Regions from separate parts of the Homo sapiens genome. Here region 1 is linked to region 2. A link is a loop called in an ENCODE intact Hi-C map of the cell type or tissue named here. Cell type or tissue: PC-9. All regions are shown on one strand.

Region 1 (2,500 bases), 56 kb before region 2:
TGAGCTCGAGTGATCCACCCACCTTGGCCCCTCAAAGTACTGGGATTACAGGCATGAGCCACTGGGCCCAGTCGAGGGTGGTATAGTTTTTAAGGTAATTGAAATTGCATAGTTTTTGTATTCCATTAAACAAGCCATAATGCTGGCTGGGTGCAGTGGCTCACGCCTGTAATCCCAACACTTTGGGAGGCTGAGGCAGGCAGATCACTTGAGCTCAGGAGTTCAAGACCAGCCTGGGCAACATGGAGAAACCTTGTCTCTACAAAAATACAAAAGTTAGCCAGGCATGGTGATGCACAACTGTATCCCAGCTACTCAGGAGGCTGAGGTAGGAGAATCACTTGAGCCCAGAGAGGTCAAGGCTGCAATGAGCTGTGATTGCACCACTGCACTCCAGCCTGGGTGACAGAGTGAGATCCTGTCTCAAAAAAAATAAAACAGATGTAATGCTTACCTAATTCATAGTTTAATGATACAAATTACTAGTAGTTTGAAATACATTAAACTAGTCTTTGAATAAAAGTATACACACGTTAGTGCTAAATGCCATTTTGAACATCTCTAGAAATTCAATAAACTCTCAAAAGTTAACCAAGGAAGTGTTCACAAGTTGTTGTAATGTGTGTCAGTATAGCTTGCAGGGAAGGAACTCATGAAGCAGGCCCAGTACTTTGATTCTTTGAATGCATGGACATATAGTACAGTATTGGTCTGTTACATTTTAACAGTAACTTTGTATTAACTAGTAACTTTGCCAAGCATAAGGAAATGGATTCAAATTTTACTGAAAGTGGTATTACTTAATCAAACGTGCAGATTGTGTTTGTAGTAAGCTTATAAATATAACAGGGCTAATAGCCTCTTTGTTATTAAGAATTAATAATCAAGTGTCCTTCCTCCTCTGGACAACTATTTAAAAAAAAAAAAAAGAAAGAAAAGTAGAATGTCAGATTATTATTTGATGGCAGTTTTTGAAACAGTGTCCTAAATTGTGTGACTGTAAATGGGAGTCAGACATACTCAACTGTGTTTGATCCGTGTCTTTATAGGGAATATGCACAGAAAGACTAGTCCAAGATGTTTTCTGTGACTGGTTCGTAGTGACTTCCATAAGTTATTATCAAGAGAAGTTAGAATTTAGCAAAGCAGCAGGGAATATCTATTTGCATTATCGTTGTTTGAGGATTATGTCATTGGGTGTGCCTTCCTGAGCTGAAGCAGCATTCTACTGCATTGCAGTATTCCCAGGGCAGAGCTGGAGCGCTCACCACACAGCGGTGACTCATCTCTTGGAATGGCACCTAGTTCCCCTAACCCGGTTTGCATTAGGAAGTGTAGGCCACATGCTCATATGCTGTGTCCGGACTGCGCAATTTCTGTGTGATTTTATTTGTATCAATGATGACTCTTTATGGGGGGTAGAAATGATTCAGAGTTAACAAGCCATATTTTTAGTTGCGTCAGTGATTTCCTTTGATCATTATAGAATGTTAATTTTATTTTCTGTATATTGTTTCGGTGTTATTTTGATGGCATATTTTATATAAATGGTAGAACAATATGGAAAATTCAGAAAATTGAGGGAGAAAATCATCGCAGTACTTTGACAGCTGTTTCAGTTTGGAGATAGTTCTTTATTCTCTATGCTTACATTTTACAGGTTGTAATCGTGTGTGGCTGCTTTCAGGCAGTGTGATTTCTCTTGTGGTCTAGCTACATTTGAGTGGTTAGAAAAATTGGTTGCTTTCTTTAGTTTTTTTAATAGTCGTTTTAAAAAATAGCAAGTATCTGGCATACTAGAATGTTCTGCCGCCTACTCCTTCCTCTTCCTAAAATTATATCCAAATATACCCAAAACAATAATTTGGAAGAATTATTGTCTCTCGATAGATACACTAATTTTTTTTTTTTTTTTGAGATCAATCTCAGCTCACTGCAACCTCCACCTCCCAGGTTGAAGCAATTCTCTTACCCCAACCTCCCAAATAACTGAAATTACAGGTGCCAACCACCACACCCAGCTAATTTTTTTAATTTTTAGTAGGTATAGGGTTTCACCATGTTGGCCAGGCTGGTATTGAACTCCTGACTTGAAGTGATCTGCCCGCCTCGGCCTCCCAAAGTGCTGAGATTACAGGCATGAGCCACCGCGCCTGGCCAGATAGACTAATATTTTATACTCTTTAGTGTGAATTTTGTATTTGTCTCATCTTAAAACTAAGGAAGCAGGGGTTGGGCGCAATGACTCATGCCTGTAGTGCCAGGCCGAGGCATGAGGATCTCTTGAGCCCCAGGAGTTTGACACCAGCCTGAGCAACATAGAGAGACCCCATCTCTAAAAAATGTTTTAAAAATCCACTGAAGGTGGTGGCATGAGCGTGGGGTCCCAGCTCTTTGGGAGGCTGAGGCAGGAGGATCTCTTGAACCCAGAAGATCAAGACTACAGTGAGGTGTGATGAAGCCACTGCGTTCCAGCCTGGGCGGCAGAGCAAGACATTGT
Region 2 (2,500 bases):
TTGAAGGAGACGAGTATGCCACCTTGATGACGCAGTGCAAAGAGGGGGCACAGAAGGAAGGCCTGATGCTGGACTCGCACGAGGAGCTCTACAAGTGGTTCACTAGCCAGGTTATCCGCAACCTCCACGTCGTGTTCACCATGAACCCGTCCTCGGAGGGACTCAAGGACCGGGCAGCTACATCACCAGCACTTTTCAACAGGTACGTGGGCCTTTACTTGGCTCTGGGTCAGGAAAGTCGGTGTCCTTCCAAGGGACAAAGCCTGCCCCTCATAGCTGTCCTGAAACATGGGCCTCTTTCTCAGGTGTGTGTTGAATTGGTTTGGAGACTGGTCCACCGAAGCACTGTATCAGGTTGGCAAAGAATTCACAAGTAAGATGGATCTGGAGAAGCCAAATTACATCGTGCCTGATTACATGCCAGTTGTGTATGATAAGCTGCCGCAGCCACCATCCCATCGGGAAGCCATTGTGAACAGCTGTGTGTTTGTTCATCAGACTCTTCACCAGGTGGGTTCAGTTTTGAGATCAACAGATAAACCACAAAACTAACCATCATGCTAATATAAAACTAAATTGCTATAAAAATAGACCTTAAGGCCAGGTGCAGTGACTCATGCCTGTAATCCCAGCACTTTGGGAGGCCAAGGCGGGAGGATCACTTGAACCCAGGAGTTCAAGACCAGCCTGGGCAACATGGCGAGACCCCATCTCTACAAAAAATACAAAGAAAATTAGCCGGGCATGGTGGTGGGCACCTATAGTCCCAGCTACTCAGGAAGCTGAGGTGGGAGGATCACTTAAGCCCAGGAGGCAGAGGTTATATTGAGCTGAGATCACGGCACTGCAATCCAGCCTGGGCAACAGAGCAAGACCCAGACTCAAAACAACATAAATAGACCTTAGGGCACTTCATGTTTGACATTGTACTGTTATTTGTAAAGGAAATACTTGTTTCTTACCTCTTACCTCTTTAGTAACATCTCATTCTTGTCACTGGGCTGTAAATTCTGGAGCCGTCTAACACTTTAGTGCCCCCACTGACTCTGCCTCTGATAAAATGATCTCCTTTGCCTTTGTCTCCCACTGCTGCTGTATGTTCAGGCCCTTACTCTTTCCTCTAGATCAGGAATCAGCACGCTTTCTCTTTAAAGAGCCAGATCATAAATGTTTTAACCTTTACAGGTGGAGTAGTCTCGGGCACAGCTACTCAGTGCTGCCATTGTAGGGCAAAAGCCTCCAGAGACCATATATAAATGAATGGGTGTGGCTGTGGCCAGTAAAACCTCATTACTGAAAAATGCAAGGCTTGGCCTGCTAACCATGTTTTGCTAATCCTTGCTGTAGATTCTGTGTGATAGAAGAATTCAGTCTACTCCTCCCTCCCAGAAGAGCTTTGTGAAATCCACTCTGAGCTTGTAGGTGTCCTGCTGCCCAGCCCCTGCAGGCCATCTCCATTGCCCTTGGAATGTCGTCCAGCCCTGGCTTCCCCTGGTAGTCTGATCATCTTGCTGTGCTTCAGAAATCAAGGGACCAGAGCAGTTTCTCACATCAGGCCTGCCTTGCCCCTTTCTTGTCATTTCTTACTAATAAAAGGTGGAAGCAGGCTAGCTAACCTTTCTATAGTAACTGACATTTGTGATGCCTTTTCACATAAGTACACCTCTAAAGTTGGTGTAATCACCATCCTCAGTTTAGAGAAGTTAAAGGGCTTAGAGAGGTTTGGAAGTGTAAGGGGTATCTCGAAAGCTCTAAGTGGCTAAGCTGAGGCCCGACTCGAGTGTTCTGGCCCCGAGGGCCAGGCTCCTTCTATCATGTCACACCCATCTGCCAAGGCCAAAATTGTTTTCTGAGGTTAAGTCACAGAGTTTCCTGAAGAGTGAGAAGATGTAACTATTTTCTGAAAGGCGAATGCTCGGCTAGCAAAGCGAGGCGGCAGAACGATGGCCATCACCCCTCGCCACTACCTGGACTTCATCAATCACTATGCCAACCTGTTCCACGAGAAGCGGAGCGAGCTGGAGGAGCAGCAGATGCACTTGAACGTGGGGCTCAGGAAGATCAAAGAGACAGTCGACCAGGTGCGTCACAGGCACAAATTCCTCACGGGAGTGAGCTGCAGTGAGGACCCCTTTCCATATAATTTCTGCATGTTTCTCGTCTCTGAGTGTGGGCTTTGCTCTTTAGGTAGAAGAACTGCGTCGTGACTTGAGGATAAAGAGCCAAGAGCTGGAGGTGAAGAATGCAGCAGCCAATGACAAGCTGAAAAAGATGGTGAAAGACCAGCAGGAGGCTGAAAAGAAGAAGGTATGGTGTCAGGGAATTCTGGCCTGTAAGGACTGAGCATTTTCAGTCTCCAATGAGAGAGTAGGAAATGTAGTTCCAAATGGGTCTTAGGGTTAGAGAGAGGGAGGGAGGGAGAGAGAGTGTGTGTGTGTGTGTGTGTTGGCAGAGTGAAGAATGTTGTTTAGAATTTAGTCAGCAAATTAACCAATGCTTA

What was found. A loop is a pair of places that touch in the nucleus more often than their neighbours do. Peaks named below come from ENCODE experiments on the same cell type or tissue, not always from the same donor. Only the 100,000 strongest peaks of a DNase experiment are listed, where the experiment ranks them.
Region 1: a loop joins it to region 2, with 3.0 times the contacts of the local background. A loop is called at or near these places in 19 of 110 quality-filtered maps.

The regions. Positions count from the first base shown.
Region 1 is chr14:101,971,301-101,973,800 of GRCh38, forward strand. All of the region lies in intron 1 of DYNC1H1 (dynein cytoplasmic 1 heavy chain 1), which reads left to right. Among named protein-coding and RNA genes, the nearest start is that of DYNC1H1, 8.0 kb to the left of the region's middle. In PC-9, no CTCF peak of the experiment used is centred here; a DNase peak (open chromatin) is centred at 1,291; H3K4me3 peaks cover 1,876 bases; H3K27ac peaks cover 2,500 bases.
Region 2 is chr14:102,027,632-102,030,131 of GRCh38, forward strand. DYNC1H1 (dynein cytoplasmic 1 heavy chain 1) reads left to right here. Exons shown (of 78, transcript NM_001376.5): 47 at 1-202; 48 at 306-510; 49 at 1,908-2,081; 50 at 2,188-2,307. Among named protein-coding and RNA genes, the nearest start is that of HSP90AA1, 58 kb to the right of the region's middle. RefSeq lists an enhancer at 1-890. In PC-9, CTCF peaks have their summits at 1,233 and 1,498; DNase peaks (open chromatin) are centred at 460 and 1,310; H3K4me3 peaks cover 1,157 bases; H3K27ac peaks cover 2,500 bases.